Regions from separate parts of the Homo sapiens genome. Here region 1 is linked to region 2. A link is an interaction called in ENCODE POLR2A ChIA-PET data of the cell type or tissue named here. Cell type or tissue: PC-3. All regions are shown on one strand. Each heading gives the region's core, and the rest is flanking DNA. Links, peaks and the distances in the headings are about the cores only. Region 1 overlaps PFKFB2 (6-phosphofructo-2-kinase/fructose-2,6-biphosphatase 2). Region 2 overlaps CD55 (CD55 molecule (Cromer blood group)).

What was found. Peaks named below come from ENCODE experiments on the same cell type or tissue, not always from the same donor. Only the 100,000 strongest peaks of a DNase experiment are listed, where the experiment ranks them.
Region 1: POLR2A ChIA-PET joins it to region 2 with 6 read pairs; 17 of 35 experiments call an interaction of 5 or more read pairs at or near these places.

What each region holds. Positions count from the first base shown.
Region 1 is chr1:207,055,710-207,072,687 of GRCh38, reverse strand. PFKFB2 (6-phosphofructo-2-kinase/fructose-2,6-biphosphatase 2) reads right to left here. Exons shown (of 15, transcript NM_006212.2): 3 at 10,610-10,735; 4 at 9,972-10,068; 5 at 9,479-9,545; 6 at 9,267-9,341; 7 at 8,859-8,915; 8 at 7,528-7,652; 9 at 4,982-5,189; 10 at 4,379-4,525; 11 at 3,160-3,264; 12 at 2,279-2,408; 13 at 1,438-1,500; 14 at 1,115-1,179; 15 at 1-484. The coding sequence ends at 317. Among named protein-coding and RNA genes, the nearest start is that of PFKFB2, 11 kb to the right of the region's middle. RefSeq lists a silencer at 4,933-5,164. In PC-3, for the core only: no CTCF peak of the experiment used is centred there; no DNase peak of the experiment used is centred there.
Region 2 is chr1:207,331,709-207,339,708 of GRCh38, reverse strand. It overlaps CD55 (CD55 molecule (Cromer blood group)), which reads right to left. Exons shown (of 10, transcript NM_000574.5): 7 at 2,891-3,016; 8 at 2,300-2,380; 9 at 292-312. Among named protein-coding and RNA genes, the nearest start is that of CD55, 14 kb to the right of the region's middle. RefSeq lists enhancers at 3,078-3,157, 3,198-3,257, 3,648-3,717, 3,768-3,817, 3,828-4,007. In PC-3, for the core only: a CTCF peak has its summit at 3,675; a DNase peak (open chromatin) is centred at 2,408; H3K27ac peaks cover 2,223 bases.

The DNA.
Region 1 (16,978 bases), core at 550-8,549, 270 kb after region 2:
GTGTGGGGCATGCTCAGCCCCAAGGGAGTGTATCTTTTTCCTCCTCCTCCAGATCATCCCATCTGAGAATCTGTCCTAAAAGACTCAATTTGCTAACTTGCCCCTGGGTGAAAAGATGTTTCAAACTGAAGAACAGCTTAAGTTGTCCTATAAACACATAACCTCATGTTCTGTGTTAAGATTAATGGTGAAGTGTCAGGGGTGGGCATAGAGGGAGGAAGTTAATGACTCCTTGGTGATTAGTGACAAGGGCAGGAGGCCAGGGCTGGAGGGAAACACACAGTTACACCACCGGAATGCTGACTTGGGTCTTCGGCTAGTCGGCCCCTTCTTGCATGTCCTGGGCACGGAGAGGGCTGAGGGGCTTGAGGGGCCGGCTCCCAACACTGTAATTTCTTGGACGCCTTATTGTATTCGAACTGGACAGAGGCGTAAAGCTGTTCCTTCTCATCCTTACAGGGGTTTGGTTCTTGGGGAAGTTGTTCTGATTGGAAATGGAGTGACACCACACAAATGAAAGCCAAGCCAAAAGCTCACTCATACAGGTTAATAATGCGCTTGTAACCACAACAGCTTCCCTCACTCCTGCTCCTCTGCACACAGGGTCCCTCACAGGGCATGGCCCATGGCCTGGCCTCCTAGCATCAGGGGGCTAAAAGGGAGAAGCTCCTTGAGCATAACATTCCAAAGCAGGAAAAAGACCCAAAGAAAGGAAGGGGCTTATTGAAGACCACACAGATTACCAGTGACAGACCTAGGAACAAACCTACACCTCTTGACCCCCACCTTATAGGCTCCTCTGGACTCTGCTTTCTAAAGGGACACTTGGGGTTGGAGGGGGGTAGTAATTTGCATTTCACTTCAGCCAAACACTTTCCATATTTAATTGGATTTCCAGGAGCCAACATTCAAGGTTAAGACTCATGAAAGGGGTACTAATTTAAAAAAAAAATAATTCCAACATCAGTTTCAGACGTAGCAAACTACATTTGGACGTAAGTTCTGAATCTGTTTCCCTTTTGTACATAAAAGAAACCCCAGTCTCTTGATGTCAAAGCTTCAGAGACTCAAGGTGGCAGGGAAACTGGTGTGTTCATCGTGGGAAAATACTTACAGTTGGCTTGTCACGGTGCGTGTTCACAGCCTCCACGTTAAGTTTAATTGTTTCCACTTTGCACCCTGAGAAAACAGAGGAAAGAGAGGACTTAAAGAAAAAGGTTCAATGGAAAATTCCTTAGTTATGGGAAAGTATACCACAAAGGAATGTACGCATTCTGCAATACACACAGTCATGCATACATCCCTTTCAAAACAGAAGGCACTGATGGAGCTTCCCTGGTATATAGGGATAATGAAGCTGAACTCTAGACAAACTTCAGAGAAAATTCTGACCTTCCTCAATTCCCAGCTCCTGCCAGCCCCTATGTGCATAGTTACCATAGGCCACAGGAGTAAGTTTGAAGATGGTATGGAGAGGGCATCTCAAGTATGGTAGCTCATCTGAAAACAGAAAGACCAGGCGAGGGAAGTCTCTTAGTATTATGGAGTAAGGTCAAGTTAGTGGAAGAAAGAATCTACAGAGCTCATAATGAGTTTCCCTTACTTTGACCACCTCTTAGAGTTGTACAACTCCTCCCTTAAACCCCAGACCACAAAGCCACCCAACCTTCTGAGTGGCTAAGGAAGGAAATAAGGCCATCTTAGATCCTTCCACGCAGGCAAAAACAGGAAGTATTGTAGCCAGAGAGCCCAATGGAAGGGGGTCACCTGGGTACAGCAAAGGCCAATAAGGTCTGACCACAACAGCTTCCAAGCAGCTCAGGATGCTGAGCTCAGCATCCACAATGCAGGCTTCCCAGGAGCTCCCGAAGATCGGGAAGCGAAGTATGGAAGAAGGCAACGGCACCTTCTTACTGCCCTTACCCAGAAACAACTGCTGCTCCTAAGATACCACCCTCCTAGTAGGCAGCGTGGCAGGCTGGGAATATTCAACCACTGTCCTGATGCTGCCAGGAGTGTCAGCATGACACTGGCCCTTGAGCCAGGCAGGATCAAGGAGCACCAGCAGCAGCCACTCTCCATTGGAAGCTTTCGTAGCAGCAGAGTGAACTCAGCAAGTCATTGACTCAGTGGCTGCTGGGAGCCCCACACTGCTGTCTGGAGAAAGTACTCTAATTTGAGTGGAGACAGGGAGGTCTGTTTCCCAGGAATCCTGGTGCCACTGCAAGTCCAGCCCTCTCCCACTGGATGTGTCTCCCAGCCCCTCCCTCAAAGGCACCTGCGCCCTTATCCAAGAAGTAGGCCAGGAGGCAGCGCATGACAGCCTGGTGGGAGATGACGAGGACATTGCCCTGACGTTCCAGCTCCATGATGACAGGCTCCAGCCGCTGCACCAGGTCCTGGTATGACTGTGGAGGGAAATGGGGCAGGCTGGCAGGAGCCCAGGTGCAAGCTGGCAGCCAAGTCAGTGGCTGGACCTTGGAGACTAAGGGCCACTTCTTCTTCCTCAGCTGGCTTTCCTCCTGGAGGCTCAGTGAGTTTACATCACCTGCTAACTGCCCCCAGCCCTGGTATCTCTTGAGAAAACTCAGATCTTTCAAAAGCAATATTTAGACCAAGAAAACTACAGGTTAAGAAGAGGAAGTGTGAGTTCAACCTGTGTGTGTGTGTTTTTTCTTCCCACAGATTAATACAGGCAGTGAGACAAGAGACTCCTAGGGGTTTCCTGTACCTCTGCCATTCAGTTTTATTTACTTTTGCCTCACACATCCCTAGAGTATGGAAGCCACTTAGACAAGGAAATAGCCTAAAACACTCAAGATGACAGGGAAATAATTCCTATCCCATATATTTACTTGGTGACTCCACTTACTTATGTGGGGGTGGGATTGAGAGAGTACAAGGAAAAAAAGAAGTAAAAATGATTGTGTTGATTCTAAAACATACTGAACAGAGGATGCCTTGTCACCCTTATCCCTGGGAATCTTAACAATTAATGAGGCATTCGATTGTCTAAGCTGAATGAAACCAAAATGACCCAAGGGAAGGAAGATAAATGATGCCTAGACCCTCCAAATCACATTCAATCCTTCCCCCAAATTAAAGTTAAACACTCAGCAAGGGTCTAGGCAGTCACTTTACATGACAGGGGCGTCTTACCTCCCCACCAGGATATCGATACAGATACTTCTCTTGATCTCGAAGTGCAAACTCTTCTGGGTACCGTTTCTCAATCTCTGCATAGGTCATCTCTTCACACACACCCTGCAAAAAGCCACTTGAAGCTGGCTTGAAGAGATAGACTGTACCACACCAGCCCCATCCCAAATAAGGAAGATGACATTGAAGAATGCTAGTTTCTTAGTACGTGCCAGGCACTGTGCTGGGTCCTTTCATGTATTGCAGCTGCCTGTGACCAGAGTGTCACAGAGTGTCTGTGACTCACCGGGTGAGGACCACTGCCGGAAAGAGGCAACTTCTCTAGCTCAAGCTACCACATTCTCCTACTACTGGGGGGAACTTACAGGTCAAGAAAGTCAAGAGGCTAAAAGGAACAGGAAGCAGAGAAGGAGGGAAACTGAAGGGACTGGAGACCTTGCATGAAAAATAAAAGGGTAGAAGGAAGGAAAGAAAAAGAAATGTCGGCCGGGCACGGTGGCTCATGCCTGTAATCCCAACACTTTGGGTGGCCAAGGCGGGTGGATCACAAGGTCAGGAGTTCAAGACCAGCCTGGCCAAGATGGTGAAACCCCATCTCCCCTAAAACTACAAAAATTAGCCAGGCGTGGTGGCAGGTGCCTATAATCCCAGCTACTCGGGAGGCTGAGGGAGAGAATTGCTTGAACCCAGGAGGCAGAGGTTGCAGTGAGCCAGGATCACGCCACTGCACTCCAGCCTGGGCCACAGAGCGAGACTCCGTGTCACAAAAAAAAAAAAAGAAAGAAATGTCTACTTTTGTACTCAAGAAGAGAGAAAGCCAAGAGAAATTTTGGGAAAAACTTTTCCTGAATAGCTGACCAAATGATCTAAGCAGAAAGCAAAGAAGTGGGTTGTTAGCTATTTATTTTTCCCAGGAGGCAAATATACAAAGGAACAAAATGAGTCCTTGTTAGCCCTACTTTCCCCAGGTGCCAGAAAGGCTGGCTCAAAAATTGGTTTGGGTCCCATGATTGGCACAGGTACTGAATCAGGCAGGAAACCCCTGATTAGGGGTACAATTGTCCTCCCTGATCCCCCGGGCTGGCCATAGAGTCAGCTTCCTCAGAGTTTTTACTTGTTGGTTGTAGTTTCCTAGATAAAACTGTCTAAATAGTGACTTCTGAGAGTTCCTGCCTGAACTCTTGTTGGCTTTTCTGGGCCTTCAGAGCTTCCTACTCACAGCATCAATCTCATTCAGAATCTTCCACTGCTCATAGGGCACCCCGAGAGATTCAGCAGTCTGTATGGTCCTCTTCAACTGGCTTGTCCACACTTTGAGGTCTGTTATTTCCTGTTCCTCCAGAAATTTCCTTAGAGCTTGGGCAAACTGGGGTTTAAAAATGAAAATTAAGGGTAAAAAGAAAACACACAGACACACACACACACACACACACTCAACACACACATACACAAAGCCTGCTAACTTGGTCTGTAAGGGACAACGTGCATAACCATGGTCAAAATCCATAAGGTGCTACATAGTTAATATAAACCCAAAAGGAAATGAACTTTAACTGGAGCACCCTGTACATTGCTAAGTACACAAGTTGTGCCCAATGAATATCTGATGGTTGAATGATCACAGCAGAAATGGGTCAAAGTTATCTACTCTTTAACACAGAGCTAGACGCAGTGAGCAAGAACACACCTTGAGCACTTGCCTGACTATGAAACCACAGCCTACGTCCAAATGGGATTTAAGTAAGGAGATAAAATATATGACCTCAGTCATGCCCTTCTAACTCTAAGCCTAGAAAATCCAGTGTGCTGAATAATTACTCACCTGCTTTCCCCGCACCGAGAGGCCAGAGTCACCCCCAATCTTCCCCAAGAGATTGAACTCGCTTTCTCCATGCCGGCAAAGGTAAATGGTGCGAGGCTGGACGTGGATATTCATGAGGTAGTAGACTATCTTGCTCTGGATGTAGTCCTGGACTCTGTTGACTAAAAATCGCTGGCCCACGTTTATCACCTTGATGAAAGAAAGATCCCTGGGACAGGAAAGGAAAAAAAAAATTCCCTAGGTAAGAAGATCTGAGAATAAGAATCAGAGGGAAAAGGATTTCTACAGGGACTTGCAGGCTCACAGCTGCTCTTCCTCCCCTCCTCTGTCACACCCACGTTTATGGAACCAAATGGTAGGAGATTAATTACTCCTTAAAACCAAGATGAAGTACAATTTCCTGAACTTCTAGTAAGTTTGTACCATTTCCTCAGTGCCTGTAGTGTGACAAGTAATGTAGATAAATAGGATAAACAGAATTCAGCCTTCCCATCAGGGGCTAGACTAGGTGACCTGAAGATTTTGCTAAGCCCAAAATTTGGTGAGAAGAATAGGCCCCTTTTGAGGCAGTTAAGACCTGGCCAGAATATGGCACGACGAGCAACGAGGGGAAGGGAAGAGGCAGCAGAAGCACAGACAGAAATGTCTATATACTCCCTGCATCTACCTAATCATGCTTCTCTCAAAGACACTTTCAGACATTGCTTGCTTTGAGGCCAACATGAGATTGTTCTCTTTATAAAAGTCATAAGTGTGGCTGGATGCGGTAGCTCATGCCTGTAATCCTAGCACTTTGGGAGGCCAAGGTGGGTAGATCAGGAGATCAGGAGTTTGAGAACAGCCTGGCCAACATGGTGAATCCCCATCTCTACTAAAAATAAAAAAATTAGCCGGGCGTGGTGGCGGGTGCCTGTAATCCCAGCTACTCAGGAGGCTGAGGCAGGAGAATTGCTTGAACCCAGGAAGGGGGAGGTTGCAGTGAGCCGAGATCGTGCCACTGCACTCCAGCCTGGGCAACAAGAGCGAGAGACTCCATCTCAAAAAAAAAGTCATAAGTGCTTATTTTAAATCAAAAAATCAGAAAAAATGATGGAAGGATGCAAATCACGCATCACCCTACTACCAGAGATAACATATACAAACATACACATGTATATATATGTAGATCTTCTGTATGTTTTTCTAGGTGGGACTTTGTTCCAACTGAAGAATACTTTTATGCCATATCTAGAGGTGGTTTTCAGCCTCTGAATTAAGGGGATTCTGGGAAACCCACTTGAAGGAACTGAAAGGCTCAAAACATTAAACAGACCACTGTATTAAGTGTGCCATGCACATTAAATGTGCCATTTGCTTGGCTGCAGGTCTGTATTATGTGAATAGAGCTGTTAACTGCCCTGAATGCATGCTCTTTCATGAGGCCACATTCTTGCAGATTTCCATGTGTACACCATCTTTCTTCAACATAGACTTGGTTTTGTTATGGCTCATATACCTCACACATGACAAGTTAATCTATAGTCTACACCATACTGCCAACAAATGCTTCCATAGTAACAACAGCTGGCATTGATCAGACATTTCTCTGAGTCAGGCATGTTCTTGAGGGCTTTGCATGTTATATATAGAGAGAGATAGATATAAAAATATGCAATATGTAATATATATGTTATGCTATAATATGCATGATATACACACAAGCATTAATATATGTAAAATATCATATAATATATATAAACTTTAAAAACTGATGACACATCTCCAAAGGGTATCCTACAACACCCCCATTCAGATATGGAGCAGTGATTCTCAACCAGGGATAACTGTGCCCCCCGGGGAACCTCTGACATGTCTGGAGACATTTTGGTTGTCACAGGTTGGAGGTGTTACTGGCATCTAGTGGGCAAAGCCCAGGGAAGCTGCTGAACATCCTACAATGCACAGGACAGGTCCTACAACAAAGAATTACCCAGTTCAAAGTGCCAATAATACTGAGATTGAGGAAATCATGCTCTAGAGACTGGAGAGAAAAAATTGATGATAAAAAACACTTCCAGCCAGGCGCAGTGACTCATACCTGTAATCCCAGCACTTTGGGAGGCCGAGGCGGGTGGATTACTTGAGCTCAGGAGTTCAAGACCAGCCTGGCCAACATGGGGAAACTCTATCTTTACTAAAAAAAAAAAAAAATAGCCGGGCATGGTGGCGCACACCTGTGGTCCCAGCTACTCAGGAGGCTGAGGTGGGAGGATCACCTGAGCCCCGGGGGCAGCAGTTGCAGTGGGCCCTGATTTTGCCACTGCACTCCAGCCTGGGTGACAGAGTGAGACCCTGTCTCAAAACAAAACAAAACCAACCACTTCAATTTTTCATGTACAAGATGCAATCCACATAAAAGCCACAAATCCATACCTTATTTCTCTGGGATGATGTTAACACTGTAGATCTAGATTATCAGAAGGAAGTTAGAGAACTCAGGGAGAAAGGTTATTTTCCCAGATGAGACCTTTGCCTTGGGCCCTTCAAACCATGGCCTTAAACCTTACTTGTCATAGTTGTCTGGGTCAAGAGGTCGGTAGGTAACTTTGTAGCATTCAATTCTCTTCAGGAAGTCCTCCATCACGTTCTCTCTGTTCCTTTCAGGATAGTCAGGGCTTGATACCTTAACCTCCTGAAATCATAGGAACCAGTAAAGGCCTCATCAGAGGTCTGCCCGTAACAGTCCTCCTACAAATAGCCACTGCTAAAAAAAAGAAAAAGAAGTCCATAAATGTCGCCTTTCACTGGAACATTGGCACTCCACTCATTGAGTACCCCCCGCCCCGCCCCGCCCCGTCCTGTGACCCTGGCAACCAAAAAAGTTAAGACAACTGGGGAGTCATGTGCCTGCACTTGGCTGAAGGACAGAGGCAGTCACGCAGCCAAAGCTGCTCCTGGGCCCCAATCCCTTTATGTACTTTCCTGAGAAAACAGAACAGGCTCCAATGTTTCCCTATTACCACTCAGAATAGGGTGCATGACCCCAGTGCCTGACTTGGGACCAGATGGCTCTTCCTCAGATGATCCCAAGTTCCTACGGCTGGGAGAGCACCTGCATAAGACCATGTTCAGATATCTACTCGGTCCAGCAGAGCACAACCCATCCAATGGGGACTGGCTTACATTGTGACCCCACAGGGAATAAGGAGCTCAATGTATAGAACACTGACGAGAACTTTGGACAATTGCTGGGGAGATAACCTTCCTGTAGGTAAGTCCTGAAACGAAGAGTCTGATCTATTCTTTTTTTTTTTTCTTTTTTGAGACATGTTCTCACTCTGTTACCAAGACTGGACTGCAGTGGCACAATCATGGCTCACTGCAGCCTCAACCTCCCTGGACATGTTCTCACTCTGTCACCAAGACTGGACTGCAGTGGCACAATCACGGCTCACTGTGGCCTCAACCTCCCAGGCTAAGGTGATCCTTCTGGGTTCAAGCAATCCACTTGCCTCGGCCTCCCAAAGTGCTGAGCCTACAAGCATGAGCCACCGTGCCCGGCTGATCTATTCCAACATCTAGGTCTCAACATCCAGATAATACCTAGAGCACAGGGCCAAGAATCCTACAACCTAAACCCTGGTTTCAATTCAACAGCTAATTCTTACTTGATTCCTTAAAGCCTCAGTTTCCTCTCCCAAGAGAAGAGTGTAGAAGTACCAGATGGGGCTCTGGCAGATAGAAAAGATCTCTTTGTGATGTTAAACATGTCTATTTCTCTCTTTCATTACGAAAACACCCCTCCCCAACAACACACACACACACACACACACACACACCCCACAACACACACAGCACAAAAGGTGAAGAGGAGATGATATGTAGGGGTGTCACCAACCAGAATATTGGCAGCAATGACATCAGGATCATCACAGACGGATTCCACAAAGAATACCTGGCCATGGAGAGAAGGCAGTGATAAGCAAGTCAAAAATGCCAGGCTGTTAATTAAGAGCACATGCTCATCTACCCCACCCAGCCACCACATCTCCCAGGATTTTCTTCATGAAAGTGGCCCTCAAGTCCTCCTCATAGCTCTTACCACAGCCCCTGGGCCTCAAACATACAGGCTAACAGTCTGAGAAAGGACCTGAATGAAAACACTCAAGGACTGGGGGAATGCTCTGAGAGAAGAGATTCAGATATCCCATCCTGTCCTCACCCACTAGAGTGAGAGATCCATGCCTGTAGCCTGACTCCCCACCTCTACTCATCCCTTTTCCTCCAACATGGAGTCAGATCCTACCTTGAAGGAATTCTGTTCAGCAAAGTTCAAAATCATGTCCCTCCTCTCCCGGGTTGTATTGGTGGCATCAAACACCTGTGAAGAAAGTACACAAGGTAAATGAGCAGGAACAGAGAAACAGAACCCCACCAGGGCAGACTCAAGGTGGGGCTGGGTAGCCAGGCTGCTGCAAGGGTGGGGACCAGAAAGAAGAAGCAGCAGATAAAGCTTACCGCAATCTGACCATTCTCCTCAGTGAGATACGCCTTAACATCTTCCAGCGCCACCAGAGCACACTGTCTGCCATAAGAGCAAATGAAACCAGCAAGGAGAGCTAAGCTCAAACAGTCAGAGACACAAACATTCGGGTGGCTACAGAAGTCACATCCCTGCCCACTTAGTTTCCCACTGTTCAAAACCTTTCTCTAACTAGATCTTTCAACTTTCTCACTGAGGGTTTTCACACCATCCTATAACCCCTTCCTGCCCCTGCCCCAATGCACAGATCTTAGCCCTCTTTAGACTTCTCCTACAAGCACACAGGTATCAATCACCCTGAGCCCTGTTCTTCTGACCACCCAAGCCCAAGGTCACTTGCCCATCAGATAACTTCCATTTAACTTCCCCTTAAGATATTTACTGAGATGAAACCAAGCCCTGTCACACCAAGTCTCATGACGGCCAAGAAAGAGCTGACCTGGAGATCAGGCCTTAAACAAGACTCACTTGCGGATCTTCATGGCCTCCTCATTGTCATGCCGAAAGAAGTCGTAGGACTTATAGGACTTGACTGCTTCACGCCGATACACCCCAAGATTAAACACTGTAGAAGACACCCAAATCCTTCAGCAGCAAAATAATATGATGGCCCCACCAAATGGGACTTGTTTCTTGGCCTAATGTCGGAGTGACCAAGGGGATGAAAAAAGCGGCAGCATGGTAGGTTGGGAACAATATCAGATTAAGAGTCAAAAGAGTTGGGTTCAAGCCCTGACTTTCTAGACCTTGGACAAGTCTTAAGCTGTCTGAGGTTTCAATTTCCTCAGCCACTCTGTCTATTTCACAGAGACACTGCTAGGGTTATATAAGATGATGTCCATGTAAGGCTTCTGAAAAGGTACAGCCCTATGCTCATCTAAATCTTAACAGTCCTATCAAAGGCATTCCCTCAAAACTAGGCCAATCCACCCACGCCAGGAGGAGACAAGTCTGGGAATAGAGAATAACTCCAGTAAACCAGAAAGCAACTGCTATTTCTGCCAAAAGCACCCTATAGCATTGATGCCAGGAAGAATAAGTCTCCCAGAGACCTGTGAGGCCCAGGAACTAATAATTGTCTTTCCTAGGGAATGAGCCACACTTACCTTTGGTGGGGACTCCAATCCAGTTGAGGTAGCGTGTTAGTTTCTTGGACACGTAGGTTTTACCCCGGGCTGGCAAACCAATCATAACGATCAGAGTCGGGGAGTTGGTCATGTAGGAGGCCCATGCTAGAAGGAAATGAAACAAAATAAAACGAAATGACTAGAGTCCTAGTAAGGTTTTTTGGTGTTTGTTTTTTTGAGACGGAGTCTCACTCTGTCACCAGGCTGGAGTACAGTGGCGTGATCTCAGCTCATTGCAACCTCCGCCTCCCAGGTTCAAGTGATTCTCCCGCCTCAGCCTTCCGAATACCTGGGACTACAGGCGCCCTCCACCATGCCCAGCTAATTTTTGTATTTTCAGTAGAGATGGGGTTTCACCATGTTGGCCAGGATGGTCTCAATTTCTTGACCTCATGATCCACCCACCTCAGCCTCCCAAAGTGCTGGGATTACAGGCGTGAGGCGCCCAGCCCCGCTGGGGTCTAGTAAGGTTTATACACTGAGCTACGAACTTCATAGTCATAATCTCATTTTATCTTCATAAACCTGTGGAGCAAAGGTTCAGCAAGTCTGGGAAGACAAATAAGGAGATATCAGGCAGGCCTCCTGAAATAGAGTTAAAAGGTTATGCAGGCTTCCAGAAAATGCCCAAACCAAGATACGTCTTTCCCACATGTCTGAGGTCTTCACTGCAGTACCCAAGGTGGAAAGAGGAAAAAAGTAGCAAGGCTAAGAAAGAAAATAACCATGCTGCAGCCAGACATGACAGCTCATGCCTGTAATCCCATCAATTTGGGAGAATGAGGTGGGAGGATCACTTGAGGCCAGGAGTTCAAGATAAGCCTGGGCAACATAGAGAGACCCTTGTCTCTTAAAATATATATATATATATATATATATATATATATATATAAAGATATATATAAATATATATAAAGATATATATAAAGATATATATAAAGATATATAGATATATATAAAGATATATATAAAGATATATAAAGATATATATAAAGATATATATAAAATATATATATTTAAGATATTTATATATATCTTAAATATATAATATTTAAGATATAGATATATATAGATATATAGATATATAGATATATATATTTAACTTAGCCAGATGTGGGAGTGTGCACCTATAGTCCCAGCTACTCAGGAGGATTGCTTGAGCTCAGGAGTTCAAGGTTGCAGTGAGCCATGATCCCGTCACTGCACTCCAGCCTGGGCGACAGAGCAAGACTTCGTCTCAAAAAAAGAAAGAAAGAAAGAAAAGTAACAATGACATCATCCTTAACATAAGAATGCCTAGAAATATAAAAATGACAGAGCTGTGAAGGAAGGTCTAATGCTTGGAGATTCTACCAGTGCAGAACTGAGCTGGCTCCTATAATAGGTCCAACAGAGTTTCTGTCTCCAGGATCCCACTCATCCCTTCAGAACCATGGGCAAGAATTAGCTTGCCCACTGCAAAAAGCCCTGCCTCAAGCTGTTTTGGCCTTTTCACTCAGGTCATGAGCTCCTCTTTAAGCCAGAATTTCTAAACCATAGTGAGATTGAGTTGGCAAAGCTTACTTGATACACATTCTGAATAGACCTCAGGAAGCTTCAGGGTAGAGCCAGCCCACAAAGGGCATCAGGGCCAATCTGCCACCATGGCCCACGTAAAAGCAAGACAATTGAGAAGCATTAACAGTCCTCAGTCTACCCTTCCTTAGTAAATTAACTTACTTCAGGAATGCTCATTTGCAGAGATAAGTCTCACTGGACAGGCAGGGCAAACTACATGTTCAGGGGACAGGTGACTTGTCTAGGGACACATAATGAGTCAAGGGTACAGCTGGCACTAGAACACAGATCTTGTGCTTCCTTGCAGCTTTTCTCCATAAAAAGAGGTTCCTCATCACTTTGCTCACAGGGGCTGGCTCCTCCCGGCCCATCTTGCTGCAGAGGAGAGGTGGGAGAAGGACCTGAACTGCTGCCAGCCACTGTCCCGGGGCCAAAAACCACACTGAGGTCATCTGGGATAGCTCAGGCTCTGCCGGCTCCAATGAGGGAAGGCCCTGCACAGGATGGGGGAAAAAGGAAGAAACACCTTCACCTCCCACTTCCCACCACTGCTTCCCAGAAGGTGCCCTGCAAGTTGCGGCTGCCCCTCTGCCTGGTACTAAGGGACCTTGTAAGATTAAGAAACAGTTCTGTAAAATGGAGGTACTTGGATGGGAAATATGACTTTCATTTTTTGAGAAATAAATGTAGAAAGATCTCAATGGAGAAGTGGGAGGAGGGGCCCAGGTAGAGAACCACCCTCGGAAGGAAAAGTTTCCTAAGGGTGTTTGGCAAGAAGTACTCAGAGTGACCCTAGTGGTGAGGAGGGAGAAATGGAGGCCCAGACCTGGGGTCAGAGGGCTTGGCTTTTAGTCCTTTACCCACTGCACACATGGAAAATTCCTGAGTCTCAGCAGGAGCCCCTCCAAGGTAGGTAAAGGAGCAACATAAGTGATTTTCATCTGTGTTCAAATAGGGAGCTTAAAGGCAAGCAAACTGTACCCTGAAGCCTCAGCTGGCATTAATCCCTGATCACTGGCCCCTAACAAGCAGATAGCCTCTGCATGGGATCAGCTGTCTCAGGTTTAAGTAGTAAAATCCCCTGAGTCTTCACTTTCTCCAGCTCGGCTCAATGCCTGCTCTCAATCCCCCATGATTTGGCTCATTACCTGCACTTCTAGGCCTGCTTTGTCCGCACCTTCCAGCCCATTAGGCACTTCCCCCGAAGGTCCTATTACCCTCCCTAAAGTTTAAAATGAACTGATACTTGGGAGCTGCTCTGAAGGCAACCAGGGAACCAGCTGCTCTTGTTTACCCATGTGGACAGAGAATGCTAAGAACAACAACAACAAAAAACTGCATCCACTGGGACCTCCCAAGAGCCCTCCAGCAACGCACCTCTCGCCTCTGTCCAGAATACACTTAAGCACACCTGCTACAACCAGGGCTTCTCATTTTCTGGAGTACAAAACTAAACCACACTTCCTATCTCAAATTACCACACTGGCAAAAGTAGGAACATTCTGTCCTGCCTGTTAAAAAACAAAACCACCTGCCACTGCCACCTGATTAATTTCAGAGACAATGTAACCCATCTCTTGATAGACAATGGAAAACTGTTTCAATCCTGAAATTCTCTTCCACCTTCTTTAAGCCAGGTTCAACTCCTTTTCTTAAACTTAAACTCATTTTCCTTTCATAAACTTGCTTAGATAAAATGAAGACTTGAGGCTGGGCGCAGTGGCTTATGCCTGTAATCCTCACTTTGGGAGGCCAAGTTGGGTGGATCGCCTGAACCCAGGAGTTTGAGACCAGCCTTGGCAACATGGTGAAACACTATCTCTACTAAAAATATAAAAATTAGCCAGTCTCATAACCCGGTCTCAAAATAAATAAATAAATGTATTTTAAAAAAAAGATTTACAAAAAAAATGAGGACTTGATAACTTCCCTCGTGTAAATGGAAAAACTCAAGCCTGGAGAAATTAAGAGCTTTGCCCATGGTCCCACAATAGACAGTCAAGGTCAGGGTTCTGACCAGTCTCCTGATCTCATGACTGCCCATTCAGTCCCAGCTGCCAGCTCCTGTGCCTCATGTCAGCACTTGACAAAGGTTCCCTCACGGTAAACACAACTTGCTCTCCATTCTAATCCTGAAGGATGGTCTAGGAGAGCAATGGTTCCCAGCCTTTTCAGGACCCAGGACGTCTTCTTTTATTGGCTCTAAAGAGGCCTAATATTTAGAAATATGCTGCCCATAAAGCATGTTTCATTAGTGACATTTTATCTTTATTCATCAGAAGTCAGAACTGCTGATTATCTCCTGCCAGTTGACAGGCATGAAATAACCAAGTTCGTATAACTACGGTCAAACACTAAGAAAGCTGATGTTTCAGTTAACCACTATGGCTATAGTTGATGCTGCCCAATTTCCATCAAATATCTTAAAATATTGAAAACAGCTTACAATATAGAACTTCTTAGGAGAGCAAATTAGTAATACTGATGAACATTTCCAATGTGTCTATCTTTTCTATTATTTCTGTAGGAAAAGTTGCTGTCACAAATGTGCAAAGGTGTACGTGTAAGAATGGTCACTGCAGCACTCTTTGTGATGATGAAAAACTGGAAACAATTTAAATACCTATCCGTGGAAAGCTGGCATATCCATACAATGCAGAATGAGGTAAATCTGCATTTATCAACATTAAAAGGATGTCCACAAGACAGTAACTTATTTAAAAAAATAAAAAAGGAAATGGCAGCTGAACAGAATATGAACAATATGAACCTACCTTTATTAATAGGATATACCAGAATAAGATGTCTAAAAGAATCAAATTTGGAAGAAACAGGAGTCTTTTACTTTTCGCTTTCTAAATCCTTTCTGTAGTTTGAATTTTTTATGAACATACATTGCTTTTGTATTTAGGGAAAGGTACATGGAAGAATTTGTCTGTTCCAGAACTACTCAAAAAAAAAAATTAAAAAGAAAAAAAAAAAGCATGTAGATTTCTCCATTTCTGCTTTTTTTTTTTCCCCCTGAGATGGAGTCTCACTTTGTCACCCAGGCTGTAGTGCAGTGGCGCGATCTCGGCTCACTGCAAGCTCCGCCTCCCGGGTTCAAGCCATTCTCCTGCCTCAGCTTCCCGAGTAGCTGGGACTACAGGCGCCCGCCACCATGCCCGGCTAGTTTTTTTTTTTTTTTTTTTTTTTTTTGTAGTTTTTTTGTATTTTTAGTAGAGACGGGGTTTCACCATGTTAGCCAGGATGGTCTTGATCTCCTGACCTCATGATCCACCCTCCTCGGCCTCCCAAAGTGCTGGGATTACAGGCGTGAGCCACCACACCCGGCCCTCCATTTCTGCTTTCATAAGCCCTGAAACCAGTCCTCTGAGCACCGTAAAGGCACCTCGGCCAGTAGCCCCTCTTCGCCCCATCCCTGGAGCAGTTGAAGTCCCAGTAATGCTCCTTCGGAGGTTTTGGCTCCCTAAAGTCATTCTTCAGCCCTGAAATCCTCAAGCCCAGTCACTTCCCGGAGTCAAAGTTAGCCAACACAGGTGTAATGAGCAGCAAGGGAACAACGGTTAAGCTATTAATAAAGCAGCCGCTGATGTGAACACTAAGCTGCCAGGTGAACCAGCTCCAAAGTACAGCTCTATAGCAGAGGAAAAGGAAGTAAGTTAACACATATACTCATAACTTTATTTTCTCCTTTGACTATGTCTGCAACAGTCTCACAGCCCGACTGTGACGTGAGGAGAGAATAGGGTAAATAAATCACAGTGGCTTTAGGACACCTTCTTCTTCTTAGAGAAGAAAAAGGCATTTAGAGAAACTAGAGTATGGAAAAAAAGAGATTAGAGCCCAGAGCAGGAATTAGAGTCTAGAAGACAGGAAAGAAACCAGGGATTACTGCTTCCCTGACTTGAAAGCCCTCAAGGCAAAGGAACTACAGAAGAGTTAGGAAAGCAGGTAGAAGAGATTCCTACCATGGAGAAAAAAGCAAAGCTAGAAGGACTGACACATGGCATCGTGTAGTCAGAGACTCCCACAATTATCGATCCTGCCCCCCAGCCCCAGCTCTCTTTTGGATCAAGCACCCTAGTAACATTAGTGTACCTCCCTGTAAGAGGTGCATCCTAGATCCCCAAATCTGGGTTACAATATTGTCAAATAAGAGAAGAAAACATTTTTTACTGAAAAAATAATTATTCACAGCCCTCTTTTAAATAGTGAGCTTCCAATACAGCATTTGAGTATGATTCAATATAAACATTTCAGGAATAAATACAACAGGCAGATTGAGTCACCTGTGAAAAATAACACACATTAGATATATGCCCAACACTCTTCTAAGCGCCTTCCTACATTTAGTCATTTAATCCTCACATCACTCTTGGGGGAGACACTGTTAGTATTCCCACTTTTAAAAGGAGTAAACTGAGGCATGGAGAGAACAAGCAACTTGTTCAAGAGCTAAGAAGTCATAAACCCGGGATTCAAACTCAGGCAGTCTGACTCCAGAGGCTATACTCAAACATCATGCTATACTAGTTATCTCTCATGGGGTATTCTGCCCTTAGCACCTGGCTTCTTGCCCTGGCAGAGAAAAGAGACCCTAATTGTAGACCCTAACTCTGCCAACCCCAGTATCACATCCAGCCAGCTGCTTCTGTCCAGCAGGCTCCATGGGTGCTAGGTGAAGAGAGATTATCATTGTCAATCATGAAACTGACAAGGGCATGACATCAAGGTCGAGGCTCTGGGAAAAGCTTTGAACATGAGATAATTCCTGGTCTCATGCTGGTC
Region 2 (8,000 bases), core at 1-8,000:
ATGAAGGAAATGATACGATGTCTGGGATTATCTTCCAAATAATCCAGGGAGTGTGGGTGAAGTGGGTATCCATGAGTTGAAAATTGCTGAATCCGAGCGAGTATATGAGGATTCACTGTACTATTTTCCCTATTTGAGTGACGTTTAAAGTTTTCCATACTAAAAAGTTTAAAAATAAATTGCAGGATACATTTTTTTAAAAACAAGAAGACAATATTATCTCCCAGGAATATGGATTGTATATCCCACAGTGAAAACAATTTCTTTTAATGGCCTGAGAGCCAAACTTACCAGATAGAAGACGGGTAGTACCTACAGACGAAGGGGAAAAAAAGGATTAACAACAAAAATTTGTTAAAGTCATTGATTTGCTAGCAATTTCATATACTATCAATAAACTACACTAGAAAACTCGAAAGCAACTCAAATTTCCACAAATGAAATAATTATAAATTTATAAAAACAATTACACATTAACTTAATCAAGTAGAATGTAAACATTACTGTCTATACCTGTTCAACAGAATCAACACTGTAAATATAAATTATGATAAAGAGTTATTGATTACCAAAACAAATGCCATTTAAATTTGGTTATAGGACTTGAGGGCAAGAAACATGTTTGAAAACTTAAACAGTAAATAATTGCTGATCCAATCCTACTAACAAGAAACTATAAGACGACTAAGTCCCTTTTAGCAGACTATATCAAAACTCAAAAATGCCATATCACCTTATTATTTATATCTTTCAATGACTACGGATGGGGCATTGCAAAAATAAATTTACTTTCAGATAAGCATATTTATAACAATAAATAAGCTGCTCTCCTAAGCGAGGTGAACACATTGACTCAAGAGTGCCATTTAGAACAAGCAATATTACTCAGCAGAAAAAGTGCAGGATTAAACTGTGCACTGGATATGAACTGGATGAATTAATCTCTAAGCCTCTAATTCCTCATCTATAAAATCAATCTGAAGATACTTTGCAAGGTTGTGGTACAGACGAGTGGCATCAAACAGAAGGTGAACGGAACATATCACTATAGTATATACTCAGTAAGTGGTGGCTACAATTTTTTTATATTGTGCCCTGAAAGAGTAAATTAATTGTACCTAAGAGTAAAATTTGATCCCAAATATTGATATATTATAATTGACTCATCAGGTTCAGTTTAAATGTCTTAAATTATCTTATACTTTTTACAGAAGGAAATATGTCAATAAAGTTAGTTCTATAACAAATTTATAAGTGATGCTTATTTCTCTTTGCCTTGCCCTATTAAAAACTGGACGTGTTCAACCTAGAAATTTTAGACCAAGAGAAGTCATAAAATTGTAAAGAAGTAAAAAAACCACATAAAGAATTAAAATTAGTATAGTAAATCTAAATTAATCAATGTAAGCCACAAAACCAATGCTGAGTGCTAAGAGGTAATGAAACATACACAGTTTCTGTAAATTATTTTAAAAATATGAAACATTATTATGTACTACTTATGGAAACATGGAGTATAAGAATGAAAACAGACAGGAAGTAAGCACATCAGTTTCAGGGCAGTAATTGCCTTAGAGGGAGAAAAATGGGCTGGGGAAATGTTTTAAGGGAACTTTAACGATAACATCCATAATGTTTAAATTCTTAAAAATATCCAGGTGCTGGCAAAATAGGCTTCAAGGTAACAATTATGAAATATATAAAATCATTTTGAAAATACGGTCATAATGGGTAAAACTATAGATAAAACACAATTACTTGGTGCCACTGAGAACCTATCGTTTATAGAGCCTTGTAATAATACGAACTATTTGAAAGGATCTCTGTATTTTCAATTACTTAGACGACACTATTGAGATGCTTTAGCAGATCTGCAACTCTAGGGAATCCGGGAAGATTCCTTAGCATACTTTGAGGGATGGATCTCTATCAATGAACCAGACCCAGGACTCAGCCTTAAAGACAGTACATATTTGGTTCTTTGAAGGGGTCTTGAATAATTCGTTGACTCCCTAAAACTACTACAGGAAACAGAATTTTTTTTTTTTTACCAATCTTAATTTAGCATTTTTTTAATGGGGCCACAGTCTTTTTCTCTATTATTGTAAATGTTTCTTTTTTTAAAGATTTGCCCTAGTACAATCCAAGTCCGCTTCCAAATAAAGTAAAAAGTATTAGTATGAAAAACCCTGGCTACAATAAATTAGAGACCATTTAATCCTGCAATCTTGGTCAAGTTCATATTTCCACCATAGCACATTAGATCCATACTCAGTAAACCTGAACAGTGTCAACTGACCTGAAGTGGTTCCACTTCCTTTATTTGGGGTTGTTTCATGAAAATGCTTGGTTGTCCTGGAAACAGGTGTACTCCGTGTTGCTGTAATATGAGCAGAAGGGAATCTTTGTGTACTCTTGAGACCATTAGTCACTGGGGAATGTACATTAGTGGACTTACGTGCTGCTGAAGGACTCTGCGTAAATGCAACTTTTGCTGTGGTGAATTTTTGGGCTGTTAGTGTGGCCTGTGTAGCAGAAGCATTTGTCATCATGGGATTCTGAGCTGCAGAAGGGGTCTTTGTAGATAGGGTTTTTGATATGAAAGATGTCTGAGCTGCTGCTGGGGATTTGGTGGCTGAATCATTTGCTCTGGTGGGTTTCTGAAGAGTTGGTAGGGTTCCTGTAGCTGAAACATTTACTATGGTGTGTCTTTGAGGTGTTGATGAGACTCCTGTAGCTGGAACATTTATTGTGGTGGGTTTCTAAGGTGTTGGTGTGACTATTGTAGCTGGGACATTTACTGTGGTGGGTTTCTGAGGAGTTGGTGGGGTTCTTGTAGCTGAAACATTTTCTGTGGTGTGTTTTTGAAGAACTGATGGAGTCTCTGTACCTTGAGCATTTGGTGTGGTGGTTTTTGTGGTGGTTTTCTGAGAAGTTGGTGAGACTTCTGTAGTTGGAACATTTACTGTGGTAGGTTTCTGAACTGTTGGTGGGACCTTGGAAGTTAGAGATTTTCCTGTGAAAGAAAAGGTTGAGAAACAAGTTAGCTAAATATTGCTGGCCACATTAACATTCTTAGCCATTGCTTGCTCTGTGGCTATCCTTTCTCTCTCCCCACAAACACCTAGGTATGACTTTCAGGAAACCAACTCTTATTGAGTATTTCTCAAGGAGCTGAAGTTCTAAGTTGCGTTTGCTTTGATATAAATTATACCTATGGGTAACTAAAGAAGACTTATACCAAAGTATACTGAGGTGCTTAAGCTGCTTCTTGTGAAATAAACAAATCAAAGAGTCACTAGTGATCTTATTCTGTGGCACATCTCTATTTTGTCTCCCAAATTATCTTTTGTGCTAATACTAAAGAACAACAGGATGTTGTTCTAGAACAACTAAGCCAACAGAGACAGTCACAGCCTTTTCTATCACTTAACCTTAATGAGCCTGAGAATTTGTTTTGTTTCACGTCTTGTTTAAAGTGATACTCGAGTCTGAGTAAAAATAACTCCTTTTAATTCTCTTGTGCTGGTTACCAACTTTCCATACACCAGTTCCTCTTTAGATTTCAGACTAGATAACAAGTCAGGTGAAACTTTCATTAAGAACATATTCTGAAAAGCATAAATCTAACAGCAGAGCAACTTTTTCAGTCTTCAGAGCCCAACTGCCATTGGGTCACTTATACAAAGTCCCCTGTTGAGGCAGTATTGGGTAGTGCCGAAGCCTGATTTCACCACGTATTAGTGAGCTCTAGCAAGTCCCTAACCCTTCTAAGCTATAGTTTCCTCATCTGTAAAATGAGGATAAAAGCAGAACAGATTGAGTAATTATTATTGAGGAAGGATTAAGGGAAATAATTGAGTAAGCTATTTCACAGTGTCTGTCCCTGAAGCAAGAGATTACATCATCCAGGATGACTGTTGCCAGCCCCATCACACACGGGATGCCCTAGGAACTCAGATGGTATCGGTCATTTTTTTCTGCCTCCTAACCTATCTCACAGGCTGCTATAAGGGATAAATTGAGTAAAACGCCTAGCAGGTAACAGCATTTAGCAGGCACTCAAACAATGATAATCATTATTAAGATAAGTAAAGTTTTTTTATGAACTTTTCATTCTAAGACCCTCCTATATAAAAACTATTCTAAATTATTCTTTGTTCTATCAAGTTAGTTCTCAGTTTTGATCCAGAGAATGTATATACTACCTTAGAGTTTAAATTTCCTAGAAGTTAATTTTTTAGTTATCTTTTCGTTACTGACATCTAGTTTAATTCCACTGTGGCTAGAAGGTATGCTCTGAATAACTTCAATCTTTTGCAATGTATTGTAGCTTAGAGCCCAGCAAAGGGTCAATTTTGGTAAATAGCCCATGCGCACTTGAAAAAACATACCTGTCATCGGTCCTAATAGATTCAATGGTCTCATATGTATATATGTTTAATTGTTGCTCAGATCTTTAGTCTCACTGATTTTTGGTTGCTTGTCCTATTAGCTATTGAGATAGGTGTGGAATTTTCTAACTATGAGTGTGTATTTGTCTATTTTTTCTGTCCATTTTTGCTACATATAGATTGAAGCTATTTTATCAAGTACATATAGATTCCAGATTATGATATATTACTGTTGAGTTGGCCTCCTTATCATTATGAACTGTTTCATCTTAAAATATACATTGATATTAATGTAACTGTGTCAGCTTATTTTGAAGGGTTAATATTTGCATGGTATATTTTTCCATCCTTTACTTTCAACTATTCTGTGTTCTTGTAATTAAACTGTGTCTCTTGTAAATAGTAAAGAACTAGGTTCTTTTTAAAATCTTTTTAAGTCTGACAATCTTGGTCAAATTGCACTTAACATAATTACTGACATACTTGGGTTTATATCAACAACCTTATTAGTTTTCTATTTCTCCCATCTATTCTGTGTTCCTTTCTGCTTCTCTCTCTCTCGTTCTCTTTTGGATTAAATATCCATTATTATTCTTTTATTAGCTTGTGATTTATGTATTCTTCTGTCATTCATTTGTAGCAACCCTAGAGATCACAATATTTATTAGACTATAAGTCAATTATGCAAACTATCACTTTTACCACCTTTTCAGTACTGCTAGAACTGTGTAACCTTTAAATGAATTTACCTCTTTCTGCCTTTCGCATTGTTATTGTGCATTTGTATTCTATGTATAATTCAGACCCCACAGGACATTACATTCACTGTTTGTAAACTCAGTATTCATTTATCCTTGTCACTGTTCATTTCCTTTTGTATTTTCATGTTTTACCTGGCATTATTTTCATTCTACTTGAAGAATTTCCTTTAGTTTCTCATTCTGTGCATGTTTGGTCTGCTAGTGCAAAGTTTTCTTGGTTTTTGTCTGAATACATCTCTATTTTGCATTCAGTTTTGAAGGATATATTAACTGGGTATAAAATTCTAGGTGAACAGTAATTTTCTTACAGTATTTTAAAGATTTCTTCTTATTGTCTTTTGGTTTGCATCATTTTTTGCTGAGCAGTAATCAGTTATACTGTTGCTTCTTTGAAGTTTTTGTTGTTTGTTTTTGCTACGAGTGGTTTTATTTTTGTTCAGCTTAGAGTTAGATTTTTTGCTAAAGTGGTTTTATTTTTATTCAGCTTAGAGTCAGAGAGCTTCTTGAATCTGTTGGCTAATGTACTTTATCAGTTTTGGAAAATTCTGAGTAAGTATCATTTTAAATATTTCTTCTGCTCCTATTTCTCTTCTCCTCCTCCTCCTTCCCCTCTTCCTTTTTGTCTCACTTTCTCTTTTTCCTAATGTGTTAGCACAGTTTAACATGTCTCAAATGTCTCAAACTTTTATCTATATTTCACATTCCTTTTTCTCTTTGTGCATCAGTTTGGGTATTTTTAACCGATCTTTCAGTTCCTAATACTGTTTCCTGCTCTGCCTGAATAGCTAAACCTATCTATTGTGTTCTTAATTTCAGATATTTTCCAGTTGTAGAATATTCATTTTACACCATTTTTGCAGATTCCAACTGAAGTTCTCTTTTCTTTTATCATCTTAAACTTGTTAATCAGTTATTTTAAGGTTCTCATTTGCTAACTCAATTATCTGGATATTCTTTATTTGGTTTTGTTTTCTCTTGATTTGGTCACATTTTCTTGCTTCCTTCCATATCTAACAGTCTTTTGTTGTATGCCAAACATTGTATATAAACCATCCGGATGATATGATATGCCTTTCTGATAAGCAGACTGCATTGAGGTAATCATATCTTCAACCTATTAGGAATTGAGCTGGGTTTCAGTTTCAGTAAGACTCCATCTACTTCTGCTCTTGCCTCTGTTCCTTGGGAGTGGCCCTTCCGGGCTTCTGACTGAAAGCCTGGCGGATTTTTGTTGTTTCACCTTTGGAAGGTGGCAGGAGATCCAGGTCTGTCCTTCAGAGTTCTCCCAGCCACCTAATGTCCTTCCCTATACAGTTTCAAAATGAGCACAGATGTGCTAAAGGGGAGACCTGTGGTATGCTAGATAAAAGCCTGTTCCTCTGGTGGGTATATGCTATCCAAATACCATCAGGTTCTGAGAGATTTCATTTTGTACTTTAGAAGCTCTGGGTCAACCTTCCCAGCCTCACATGCAGCCCCAAAATTTGCAAATGGCCTTTAGGAAAAATTGGTTCTGCATTTGAGGGCCTCAATTTCCAGTGTATTACCCTATCCCTCCATAACCATTAAAGCTTTGCTGGTTTCTCTTTCCTAGAAGTGGTCTTTTGTCTGGGTCAAGGTGAATCCTTAGTCCAGGTTCAGAATCAGCAAAGGTCCCTAGGGAAAACTGCCTTACATCAGGATGGGTTGCCTTCACCACCTGCCCCCAGGAATTTTAGTTCATTCAGACCTTGTTGCTTCCACAGCTGTATCTTATGCCTTAAAAAATATAATTTTTTGGTAATCTATTGAGATTTTATAGTCGTTTTAATGGAAGCATCAGCCTGCCATGACCTACTTGGGTACTTCCATATGGTTTTTTAAGCTCTAAATAACTGATCATTTAATAAAACTTGGAAAAATAAATATGAACTGGATCAAATGGCCAAATTAAAAAAGCACACACACTAAACTTCATAATTAAATGAATTCAAATAATACAAATTTTTACCATTTACATTGTCAAATCTCCCTAACAATCATTATCATTAAAGGTGCAAACACCACAATGATGTTGTATCAGTGGGAGACTAAATTGGTACAGTCTTTTAAAAAGCAGTGCTACTAATGGGCATGAAAAATGTAATTCACATACCTTTGTTATAAATAATTATACTACAAGGAATTTATTGTACAAATGTACTTGCATATATGTGCAGTGACAGATGTACAAGAATATTATAGCATCATTTGTAATAATAGTTCATAAAAAAAATCAAACTAGAACAAAAAACCTAAATTGTCATCAATAGAGGACTGGTTAGATAAATGAATACCCACACCATTGATATAATAAATAAAAAATATTTGTATGTTTATTTATATTCTAGAATAAAACAAAAGAATTTGTAAAAAATTGTTACCTCTCCGAGTAGGACTAGTGATAGAGAAGAGACTTTCACTTCCCATTTTGTACTCATCTCCCTGGCTTTAATATTATGTCATTATGTCTATGTATAACACTTATAATAAAAATCTATTTTAATAAGGAATTTTTAAAATTCATACTAATAAAATTTCAATTATAATTATAAAAGTAAATACTCAAATGCTTGAGTCATGTTGGTATTCACCACTACTTAAACGCCACCTATTGATACTAGGCAATGTTTAGTCCAGCTTCACTGATCTTCTAAATATTTCTTTTAAAATATATTTAAAAAGCAGTTCGAAGGATTCTGAGAGTACCTTCTGGGTATAAAAAGACATTGAAAGAAAAACGTCTAGAAGGATGAAGGAGAATGGATAATAATAGAAATTCTGGAGGCAGAAAAGAATTGAATGTTAATTCAGTGAAGTCAACAGA